Linked DNA regions of Mus musculus: region 2 is linked to region 1. Evidence: chromatin contacts called from ENCODE Hi-C data. All regions are on one chromosome and are shown on one strand. Each heading gives the region's core, a stretch centred on a gene start or an enhancer-like site at or near the end of the contact. The rest is flanking DNA. Distances are from core to core; before and after follow the strand shown.

Region 1 (6,017 bases), core at 1,915-4,414:
TACGTTGCCCTCACTGGGGAGAGAATCCTCTAGGTTCTGCTATGCCGAAAATATAGAAATTGGGTCAATAACTCAACCCTGTGCTCTCAGAATTCCGTAAGGAGTTAATATGCTTTTTTAAAAAAATTCTATCTTTTAAAAGTGAAAGTCTTTCTAACAATTGACTCTAGCAAGACGGGATATCCACAGGCAAAAAGACAAGGCTGGCCCTTTCTCTAACACTATTCTAGAGTTAGTTCAAAATGGAGTTCTGAATGCAACACAGTGGAAACGTGTTTATCATTGGGAGGCCCTGGATTCAAGTCCCAGTACCAAAAGTTTTTTTAAAAAAAAATCACAAAAGAACAAAGACTTAAGCTTGAGACCTAAAACTATATTAGAAGCAAACATAAGGCAAAAGTTGGCATTGGGCCCCGCACGGTGGTACACGCCTTTAGTCCCCAGCACCCAGGAAGCAGCTTTGTGAGTTCAAGGCCAGCCTGGTCTACATAGTGAGTTCCAGGCCAGTCAAGGCTACAAAGAGAGACCTACATAGAATTAACCTAGGATATAGTGTTAGAGGAAGGTCCAACTTTGTTTCTGTCTTAAAAACAAAAAGACAGGGTCTGGAGAGATGGCTCAGTGGTTAAGAGCACTGACTGCTCTTCCAGTGGTCCTGAGTTCAATTCCCAGCAACCACATGGTGGCTCACAACCATCTGTAATGGGATCCAATGCCCTCTTCTGGTGTGTCTGAAGACAGCGACAGTGTACTCACATACATTAAATGATTAAGTAAATATTTTTTAAAAAACAAAACAAAAAGCAAAAAGACATTCTTAGGATGCGTGTGTTGCTCACTGGTAGAATGTTTGCCAGGTACATGCAAGGTCCTGGGTTTGAGCCCCATCATTAAAGAAGGGGAAAATTGTCAACAAAATAAGATAATAACAAACAGAATGAGAGAAAATATTTGAAAATCACATATGTATCTGTCAAAGGATTAATATCCAAAATATATAAAGAACTAATTAAAAATAAAGAACCAGCCAGGTGGTGGTGGTGCATACCCGTGGAACAAGTGGACCATGTCACCAGACAGAAGAACCGGTAAGGTTAAGACAGCCTAAACCTGGGACATCTCAGAATTAAGAACAGTAGGCGTGAGGGCAGCTCCCTCCCTGCCAGATCTGGAACCTGCCAGATCTGGAACCTGATCTGGAACACATAACCACGACACCCTACTGAGAGGACCATAACACCCTAGCATGCAAACCTGGGGTTCTCCATGCTAGTGAGGTGTCTAGCTCAACCCTGAGTGTTTAGCCAATGAGCTTCCCTTCCTGGCCATCCCTTCCTGCAAACATCTTTCATCCCTGGTTCACCCCAAGTAAGATGCATGCATTCACACTCACCATCAAATAAGACAGTCTGGGCAAGCAAAGACTGTCTCCTTCACCAGGGACCGCCACTGGGGGCAGGGGAGGAAGGCCTTCATCACAAATAGCTACACCTAAATCTCCCAGAGAAGGCCTTCTCTCTCCTAGCCCTTCTGTACTCTCCGCAATCACTCAGAACCAACCAGAATTCAGCCCTAATCCCAGGCTCCAGGCTCAGCCATCCCCTTCCTGCCCATCGGGCAGGGAAAGCGCAAACCCTCAGACCCTCATTTCCAACTCTCCTCTGTCCCCAGAGGAGACACAGGACGCCAGGAACCACAACCCTGACCCAGCTGTCTCTTTCTCATCCGGTGAAGCCTCCCCTGAACAGAGCCCGCAGCGCTCCAGCACCCCAGAGACAAAGCAGATGCGCAGCCCGACACACACACTCGATTCCAGCACTTGGGAGGCAGAAGCAAGAGAATCTCTGAATCCAAGGGCAGCCTGCTCTACAGAGTGAGTTCCATGATAGCCTAGGCTACACAGAGAAACCTTGTCTCAAAACCCAGGGAAAGGAGGGGGCGGGGAGAGAGAGAGAGAGAGAGAGAGAGAGAGAGAGAGAGAGAGAGAGAGAGCCAAAACCCATAAATCCAGTTCAAAAATTAGGGGGTGGAGAGAAGCAAAGAAGGCTAGGGGTGTAATTCAACAATTACACTTGCCGAGCTTGTGCAAGACTCTGAGTTTTAATGTTCAGCCCCACAAAAGCAAAACAAAAGAAAGGAAAAACACCCCCAAAACACTAATAAACAATGAAAAAAAGTGCAAAGAACTGAATGGAGAAGTCTCCAATGAAAGCTCATGAAAAAGAGCTCAAGGTCACCACTAGGCACCAAGGCCACCTTAACCCATCAAAATGTTCTTGACAAGTTTACTGAGGCCCTAAAGAGGGGACCCTGCAGCAGCTCTGGAAAGCTGTGTGGCCATTCCTCAGAAAAACATAAAAACAATATGTGATGCAGAAATTCTACTTTTTACTTTTTTGTTTTGTTTTTCGAGACAGGGTTTCTCTGTGTAGCCCTGGCTGGCTGTCCTGGAATTTACTTTGTAGACCAGGCTGGCCTGGAACTCAGAAATCCGCCTGCCTCTGCCTCCCGAGTGCTGGGATTAAAGGCATGCACCACCACTGCCCAGCTTAGAGATTCTACTTCTGAACATATACTCAAACGATCTGAGGCAGATCACCTGGCAACGTATCTATCTGCACCCGGGTTAAATATCAACAACATTCACAAAGGGGGAAAAAAAAAAAAGAAGCAACCCGGAGTGTCCATCAACAATAGAAATAAGATGGTGAATACTATTTGTGTGGCTTACCATGACTTTTTAATTGGGGGGGGGGGGGTGTGAAGGGGACAACTACAGAAACGAGGAAGTCATAACGCATTCCTGACTTGAAAATTTTCCAACCTTAAAAGGGAGTACGCAGCGCAAAACAGCAGAGCCTGCTGGAAAAAAAAGGCTCCGTAGCTGAGGGTAGCGTCCAGCCCCAGGATCCTTCTGTTCCAGCAATTCCTCTCCTGAAGTCAGAGGTCCTCAACAGGGTGAGTGAGTTCCTCACAGTGAATGTGCTTGCTCCTCAGCCTTTAGCAAAAGAGCCCCCACACACACACACACTCCCACCCTCCCCCCAACCCCCAGCCCACAAGAATTTTGTCCTTGTCATATCCCAAAATTACCAGAAGGGGGCGCAGCGACTCAATATTAAGGTGGAAATCACAGCACCGCAGCGTAAGCAGCGGGAGAAAGACCTGGAACTGGTTAAGTAGAGCCCACAGCTCCCTGCTCCAATCAGCTCCTTAGTCAGTCAGTCATCCGTCAAGTTAGAATCGAAGCGTTTCCGCAGAAGGGTAGGGGGCATTTTACAGGTCTCAAATGAACTGGTTTGTTCTCCTTCCTTAAACGCCCACTGGGAGCCTGCAACACACCAACAGTGAACAAAAACAGATCCCACCCTCAGCCCCAAAACACACACACACACACACACACACACACACACCATGCTTAGCACCTGAAGACGATGTTAAACAACACTTCAGTGCGCCTCGGTTTTGCCTGTGTCCCATCTTGGGGTCAGATGCAGAATTCTGCATTGAGGCCTCGATGTTTTGGTGGTTTGGGGGGGGGGGGGTGATGGGTTTTTGTTTCTTTTGTTTTTTCTTACCTAACTCAGGCTAGTTTCAAACTTATCTTGTAGTTTGAAGGAGCCTTGAACTTGTGATCCTCTTCCTGCCTCCACCTCTCCAGTTCTGGGATTTCAGACATGTGTCTGTGCCAACAGACCTGCTTGTGTACAGAGTTCGGTTCAAGCCCCCCATCACTAGAAGAAAAAGCCAAGCTAAAGCCAAAAAGAAAGAAAGAAAGAAAAAAAGAAAGAAAGAAAGAAAGAAAGAAAGAAAGAAAGAAAGAAAGAAAGAAAGAGGGAGGGAGGGAGGGAGGGAGGGAGGGACAGAGGGAGAGAGAGAGAGAGAGAGAGAGAGAGAGAGAGAGAGAGAGAGAGAGAGAGAGAGAGAGAAAGGCAGGCAGACACATCACTCTGGGCTGAGGTGGTACACACCATTAATCCCAGCACTCAGGAGGCAGAGGCAGGGAGATATCTGAGTTCCAGACCAGCCTGGTCTACAGACTGAGCTCTAGGACAGCCAAGGCTACAACAGAGAAACCCAATTTCAAAAAACAAAACAAAACACTCAAGTAGTCATTGGAAAGTTAGAGTGAAAACTGTTGACAAAGAATTACAATCATTTTTAACTTTCTGTATATATTCACTATCTGAATTTTCAAAGGGTGTGGTTTTTTTTTTTTTTTTTTTTTTTTGGAAAGAAAGGGCAAGGCAAATTATGCTGTCCTCTATCTTAAAAAAAAAAATCTGCTCTGCTTGATAACATTTTAAAATATCTTCTAAGCATTGCGTGCTCACCAGAAACAACCAAAAAACCAGCCATGAAGAACAGACCAGTGAAGAGAAGAAAAAGACCAGCATTTCCCCTCCAGTGCACAACCAGTATCTGCACCCTCACGGCCTTGAAAGCTGGCTGTGTTGGTTTGTTCGTTTTGATTTTGTGGGGCTTGCTTGCTTGCTTGTCTCCTTCCCACAAAGCTGCTTTGGGGCTTGCTGAAGCCATCCAGCGTCCACCCTGTAGCTGTCACTAGAAATTGGAAGGAGATTTCCAGGTTCCTCTGTGCTCCCCAAACAGCAGCTCCAAAGACGAGTTTGCTTAGCCTCAAACTGTGTCTGGGATCCCCAAAGAATAGCTTGCTTAACGGGAGACCCCTGGCCTTTTTCGGGTTTACCAGACACCCCAGTGTGTTACAGGGGGCAAGAGCTGTCAAGAGTGGGGGGGGTCCATTTTATGATTCCCGATTCATTGTAATTGCAACACTCTAGCACTATATGGTTTTGCAACCGGCTTCCTTCTTCAGAAAGAACTGACAGAAAGACCCAGTCATTTGCATAGCCCAGTTAGTACTTTTCCGTGCATGTAGCTGAAGGGAATTGAGCTGAATGTGGCTCCCACAACTCTCCTTCCCCCACCTCTCTTATAATAGCTGGCAATCAATCCCTGGGTGCCCTCAGTGAAGGCTTGGAATGGCAGCTCTGGGGAGCTGTGCGGGCAGGTTCCTAGCTTACTAGGCCCAAGAGTCCCCCTCCTGGGCCAAGATGTCCCTGGGCCATTCCCACACACAGGCAACAACAATAAGGCTGCCAAGGCCCACCCAGCACACACCCTTAGATGCCGAAGCCCCCCTCCCTCCATGGAAGGAGGGTAGAAGAACCTATGGGTCTTGGCACCCAGCCTCACTAGGTCCACACCCTCAGTTTAGCCCTGCAGCTGAATAGTTCCTAGAGCGAAGAGGCTCACACCTCGTGAGGCCCCATCATTTCTGGTTACTTGAGAAATGACAAATGCTCATGGCCCAGCCCAGTCTTCCCTCACTTCTTCCCACCCCCCAAAAGCTGCTGAGCCTGTCTCATTCTGAGTCCATGAGTCCTGTCTTCCTTAAAACTTGTAGGATTTTTGGAACCCTGTTCATCTTTACAGGGCTTCCCCCTCATTCCTAATGATAATGCCTGACTTTATGCTCCTGAGTCTTTGGAGGCAGATATAATTAGGCCTACCTCACACAGGAGAAACCGATGAGTCTAGGACTTGGAGAGACCTGCTGAAGGTCAACAACTATGGACAGACCGGAGATAACCTAGACCTTGAGGGAACCCAGAAAGGGTGGTGCTGAAGGAAAGCCAGAAGCTGGGACCTTCATTCATATCACCTAGTGCCCTGTAGTGTCTAGTGCGTTTATAAACGACAGCTCAGCTTGCACCCTGGCACAGCCGTGAGTTGGGCAGGTATTTATGTAGAAGAAAACTGGGACAGCAGAGTAAGCCAGCCAAGGCCTCACAGCAAAGGAGTCTGGACTTGAAGCTAGCTCTAAAGCCTGTGCTGTCTCTCCAACCCCCAGCTGCAGAGGACCCCTGTTTTGTGCTTCCTCCTTTCCTGGTTGGCACCCTCCTCCTCGTTCTTCTGAGGCTACTGCAAGCTTCCAGCTTCCTCCTCTCACTCTGGGTGGTGTTTCTCTTGTGAAACTATGCATTGTGCAAAGC
Region 2 (6,017 bases), core at 1,239-3,738, 320 kb before region 1:
CCCTTACTTAGCCTTCTCTGTCTGTCTAAGGTTTCTCAATCCTGGGCATGCTGGTCGGGCTCCGGTACCTAGAGGCAGAACCAGTATCCAGACAGAAGAAAAGAAATTGAGGCCAGCCTTGCCAGCTCTGAAACATCGTCTTCCACCTCCACTGTCTTCTTCATTCACCCTCTATCCTTAAACCATTTCTGTTTGGCTGCATCCTTAACTCCTTCATCTAGGTTCAGCATCTTAAGCTTTCGAGAGGGTTTTTTGTTTTTTGATCTTAAATTTTGGTTTTTGGGGTTTTTTTATGTTTTTAAATTTTTTAAGGTATTCATAAGAAAAATTACTTAACATGTATGTATAATTTAGGAGTCATTTAAAGAAAATACTCTTGTTAGTCCTTCAAAGTCAAGGAATTCTGAGAAGCCCCCTAATGTGTCCTCCCCTAGCTATAACCCCTCTAGCTCCTTTTCCAGTCTTTTGCTTTTCTCTGCATTCCTTGATCTGTTGTGGTGGGAACATAACTGTGAAGCCGCAGCTGCTGCCTGCCCAGAGCAGCCGCGGGCAAGGGCTGCTTCAAGGTCCTGAGCACATAGACTGGGCTCCTTTCTATTGCTGGGCCCAGGGGACAGGCAGTTCTTCTGAGAAGGACTGCCCTCATGAGCAGGACCAGGCTCCTCTTTTATCTACAGGTGGATGAAGGTTGGAAGAGTCTGGGCTGTTTTTAGACCTTTTGGTCAATTGTATTTGTGTAATGCATTTTATAATAAATAGGGAAACCTTCTATTCTGATCCGTCTGTGTACTTTGGCCTTTCCTAATAACCCTTTTACCCTCCAAACTCTTTACCCCTCACAGGAACATCATAGCCTGCTTTACCTTCCCACCCACTGTTGTCAGTAGGACAGTTCAAGACTGGGAAAGCAAGGCTGCCTCCAGTTCCTCATTGTCAGCTTGATAACTTGTGTTCTTGATGCCTAATCTCTTCTTCCTCACCGTCAGGACTCCCATCGGCAGCTCAACAGTTATGGCCCTTTCCCGTTTTCTTCCCCAAAAATCAGATTCTTGAGAACAGCTATAGCAAGTAGACCAAAGCAGCCTAAGTCAGACAGCTGCACGAGCGTGTAAAGCAAGGTCAGACCAGGCATGGTGGTGCAGATCTTTAATCCCAGCAACTTGGGAGGCAGAGGCAGGTGGATCTCTGTGAGTTTGGGGCCAGTCTCAAAAAGCCAGGGTGTGAGGGCAAGGCTAATGCCTCCACGTGAATCTCAAACAGAATTCCATAAGAAAGTTAGGTGTTTGAATCAAGAGGTAGAGCTAGGTAGATGATAATTAAATAGATCAGAAAGATCTTCCTGAGCTTGGGGGGGGGGGGGGTCCTCAGCTGAGACTTAAATGCCCAGAAGGTGGGTGTCTTGAGATTCAATGTCCAGAAGGTTGTTTGAAGCATTAAATGCCATTGAGGCATTTTGAGCAAAAAGAGCAGCAGCTGTTGAAGGACTGAGCACCGTGAAGCTACAAGAGGGAGAAGGCTGTACCTGTGAAAGGCTGGAGGTCAGAGGAGGAAGTAGCTCACAAAGGTAAGGAGATGGCTGATGTCTTAGTTAAGTACATAGAGAGCATCAGCGCTTTAAGGGGGAATTTTACCTTAAATGACTTTAGACAGTAAAAATGCCGTGGCTGTTGTAGCAAAAAAAAAAAAAAAAAGTGGGCTTCCCGGGGTTTGGTGGTGCTTCGGTCGGGTCTCCGGCTCTCATTCAGTGCAGTCCTTCCAGCTTTGCCCAACTCTGGCTTGTGATTCAGGCTGGCTTCACTTGTAAGTACCAAAAGAGAATGTAGTTCCAGACCTCAGATCCCCACAGCACCAGAAAGGCAGCCCAATGGGAAGAGTTACCTTTATCCTCTCGCTGTTTTAAGAAGTGGGTTCCTCTGGAGACCACCTTTGACAGGGCTGAGCGAGTGTGTAAGATGATGGCTCCCTGAGCACACAGCTTACAAATGCCTTGACATGCGAGCCCAGAAGGGATAAGGTGCACTGAGCACATACTATGAATAGCAGACTCCTTAGGAACAGGGCTCAGTACCTCCCCTCTAACTGACTAGTAGAGTCGTGGTCTCTCCAGATAAAAATTGCTAAGAAATAGAGTGCCAAAATGTCACAGGCATGGGGCACATCTCAAGGTAAGAAAGATGCAGAAAAAGTGACAGCTGTGAACCTGGCTTACAGACATTAAGTCGATCAGAGTGGGGAAGACCAGGAGGGAGTACCAAGCTGCCACTGCCAGAACCAAGCTGCAGACACCGGCCAGGGCAAGCTGGTGTGGGTGGTCAAACAAAACACTTCAGTGCCCTTTGAGGCAGAGCCAAAGACAACACTGGGCCTTCCCTTAGGGAGGAGCCCATTCCAGCCTGTACACAGGAAGGGGGAAGTCAGGGTCACAGGGTGGCCACTGAGTTAGAGCTTCTATGTAGGCGGTCAGGAACCTTTAAAGTCTCTTTAAAATTCCCACAGGATGTTACACCCTTGTCAACAAAGGACACAGCTGCTCTGCCATTACCTGCAGTCATCTCCCAGACAGTCTTCTCAGGAAAGGGAGATAACCTGGTAGGGACCTCCCAAAACTGCCACTGCCTCACTAAATGATGAGGCAGACCACTTTGAAAATCTTTATTGCCTTAAAATATCTGGTATTGCACACAGGAAATACAAATTATGTTGTTTTTTTTAAATAAAGAAATGAATTAATAAAGAAATGAATTGAGTAAACACGTCCACTTTGAACAATTAAAGAAAAAACACCTTTCTCTTGACAGAAAGTAAGGCATCTCTTCCATCCCTAACACTCCCTCCACCAGGCGGCTGCTTCCCTCCCATCCACTGCACAAACACACACATATCTGGCCCGATACCCCAGTACTGCAGGCAAACGGGGTAATCTGGTATGCTAAGGCCAGACAACCCAACAGTCCATGACCAGAGTTGCTCAAGGCATAGGAACAATTAGCTGCCAGTTTCTCTTTGGGGAAGACACTATGAAAGCCCATGAGTATAACCAGCAGACTGGGTGGGTAAAAAGGTCAACTGAGATTGGTTTAAAAATAATCCTTTTAAATGTAAAATAACTGACAAAGATTCTCGCCAGCAGGGACAGGGAGGGGGTTTGGTTGTTCAAATAGTCCTCAACATGCATGGCCTCATGTTTAACTGGAGCAGACATGTCTATTTTAAGAGCCACCTTCTACCTCTCTCCTCCTGAGGAGATAGCCTTATGTGTCAGAGTAGAGTGAGTGAGACTAACTTTTAATAAAGGTTAGAGCCACGAGCCCCTGATGGCTGCATTTCACAGTGCAATATCCAATGAAGATATTCTGAGTGCTTTGGGACACAGAAGGCCATGGGCGAGCACCACCTTTGTAGGAAAACACCTTCCCATCCCAACTCAGCCCCACACACACTCCCGGCAGCCCCCTCCCTGCACTGTCGCACCTAGGCAGAGAGCCTTCTCTAATCGCTTTCTCCTTTGTGGCCACAAAGGTTTTATCTGGTTTATTGGTGTTTAGTCTCCTTGACTCTAGGAAAGACGATCTGAAGAAACACTGCAGTTTGGGGGGGGGGGGGGCAAAGCCAAGAGTCCGGATTGAGCTGCCTTGGGATGATGGAGGCCTGTTGGGGTGCTTCCTCTCGTGACCCTCAGGCAGAGCAGTTCGCCCATTTGCAGTAAGAAGTGCTCTTAAGACATTAGAAAAAGTTAATATCCTGAATAAGCTTTCTTAGGATAATTTTGCAAGCATTCTCCACGAGAGAAGAAAGGGATGAGAGAAGGCAAGAGACCAAGCAAGGACGGACTTCAACACCTCCACGGCCTCTCCCAGCACTAGCCCAAGACCTAAAAGGGAGTGGGGACCAGAATCCAGTCTGCATCTGAAGAGAGGTGAGGTTTTCCCCGAGTAAACCATGCAGGTTCTCGGGTAGGGTCCAGTAGGCTCAGGCACTGCCGTGCGAGGCACACATCTTCCAGCTGCTTCGAAAAGTTTCCCCATGAGAATCTCAGTACTGGCAGTAACAGCTAACTGGAACCAAGAGGTGAGTGTTTGTGTTCCTGAGTATCTGCCACCTCTCTCAGAGATGAGCCTCCGACACGACGGGTACCTTGCTGGTATTGCTCCCCTCCTCCTCCTCTTCCTCCTCCTGGACTTTCTAGAAGGCAAAGAAAACAGCCCTATAATTGAAACATACAGACCTCCTCCAGGCTGACTGAAGCAGCTACCTGTCCGCGACCAATCAGTGGTAAGTCCAAGCTCAGGAGGCTGCCCGGTGTCCCCATAGGCATGAGGAAAGAAGCAGCCCAGCCTGAGTGTGTCCCCCAGACACCATCACCGTCACCATTCAGAGGGAACAAAGCCAGCCTTCTATTCCCTAGCCCCAAACCCACCTCTCCATGTCACCATCTAAACTGTCCCTGGTTCCAGATCAGCACCTCCTTCAGAATCTCCAACTAGCCCACTGGGAGGCAACCCCCAGGATGAAGATTTGTCATGATGCCATTAAAGCAATTTAAGGCTCCCTACCTTCGGGTGTGGTGGCACATGCCTTTAATCCCAGCACTTGGGAGGCAGAGGCAGGCGGATTTCTGAGTTCAAGGCCAGCCTGGTCTACAAAGTGAGTTCCAAGACAGCCAGGGCTACACAGAGAAACCCTGTCTCGAAAAAACAAAAAACAACAAAAACAAAAAAAGACTACCTAACTGTTTATCTGCACTCTGTGGCTATGCGTATTCAGAGAAAACCACTGCAGGAACTTCTGGAGGGGACCAGTTTGGACATGGCTTCTTTGGGGAAGGATGGCATGAAGTTTATAGGAGGTCTCCTGCCTTACACTTAGTTAAGTGGGTTTGGGATTAAGCATGGCCTGAAATTCTGTGAGGTCCCTGGTATATATTGCCAGCTTGGGCATTTGTCTTCTAATTGCCAAAAGTGCCTTGAACAGACATTACTACAAAGCCAGTGCTACACAAGGCCCAGAGAAGGGTGTGCAGGGCCAAGCCAGAGGCAATGCCAGCTGGAAAAACAGTGCTTTTGTCCCTAGGAATGCTTGGGTCCCATCCATGGCAAGGGCCACAGCTGTAGCCTTTCTCATTCTCAACCTCTCAAGCCTCTTGGCACCAGATCTGCCTCAGCCATTACTAACCCCCATTCAGACAACTCAGAGCTGACTTGGTCACTCTGCATTTGACACACACAATGTCTGCCTCCTCCAAAGCCACCACCTCAAAATCACCATCAGAAATAGTTTAGGAAAGATGCAGCCCTACTGTCTAAGTGCTGGAAACCCAAGGTCATTGGCCCTGTCCTTAAGTTCTCTCTTTACCTAAACAGCATCTCACTGATGTATAGAATGGGCAACTGCAACCAGAACTAATGTATGTCCTGTCCTTGCCGGGCTCTGACAACATGTTTATCTCCAAGTCTCTAAGTCACACTGAGTGCCACGGGGCAGATAATGATCAGGGCTCCAGAGAAAGGATGCCCTGACCAATGTAGCCTCCTTCCTGTCAGCCTCCGCTTGATTCTGACCTGCCCTTAATTCCAAGTACCTACAGGCCCAAAAATACTAGGGTACAAACAGGTGAGTCCTATTACAGGACTTAATGCACCTAGTCCCATTTAGTGCTGCCTCTAATATCCTATACTCAATGTGATTGAGCCAACAACTCCACGTGATTAACAAGTGGAATAGAAGCTGGGTGTGGTGGCGCATGCCTTTAATCCCAGCACTTGGGAGGCAGAGGCAGGTGAATTTCTGAGTTCGAGGCCAGCCTGGTCTACAGAGTGAGTTCCAGGACAGCCAGGGCTACACAGAGAAGCCCTGTCTCAAAAAAAACGAGAAAAAAAAAAAAAAAAAAAAAAACAAGTGGAATAGATGTATAAGGATCTGGCTCCAACAAGACTGAAGTTTTACAACTGAAAAACTAAACAAGATGGACATGGCGAGTTGCTGGGAATTAAACTATTAAACTCAGGCAATATAGTATT

What was found. A loop is a pair of places that touch in the nucleus more often than their neighbours do.
Region 2: a loop to region 1 is called in a map of v-Abl transformed pro-B cells, with 4 times the contacts of the local background. The contact joins two enhancer-like sites. A Hi-C loop is called at or near these places in 7 of 37 maps with a recorded cell type or tissue (CH12F3, left cerebral cortex, regulatory T cell and 1 more).

What each region holds. Positions count from the first base shown.
Region 1 is chr12:85,489,403-85,495,419 of GRCm38, reverse strand. No RefSeq gene overlaps it. Among named protein-coding and RNA genes, the nearest start is that of Fos, 19 kb to the right of the region's middle. Within about 2 kb of position 3,164, at least 1 of the 3 ENCODE cell types and tissues checked has a DNase peak (open chromatin) inside an H3K27ac peak, as active enhancers do.
Region 2 is chr12:85,810,207-85,816,223 of GRCm38, reverse strand. It overlaps Flvcr2 (feline leukemia virus subgroup C cellular receptor 2), which reads right to left. Exons shown (of 10, transcript NM_145447.2): 10 at 2,639-4,182. The coding sequence ends at 4,105. Erg28 (ergosterol biosynthesis 28) reads left to right here. Exons shown (of 5, transcript NM_021446.3): 5 at 31-777. The coding sequence ends at 110. Among named protein-coding and RNA genes, the nearest start is that of Erg28, 12 kb to the left of the region's middle. Within about 2 kb of position 2,488, at least 1 of the 3 ENCODE cell types and tissues checked has a DNase peak (open chromatin) inside an H3K27ac peak, as active enhancers do.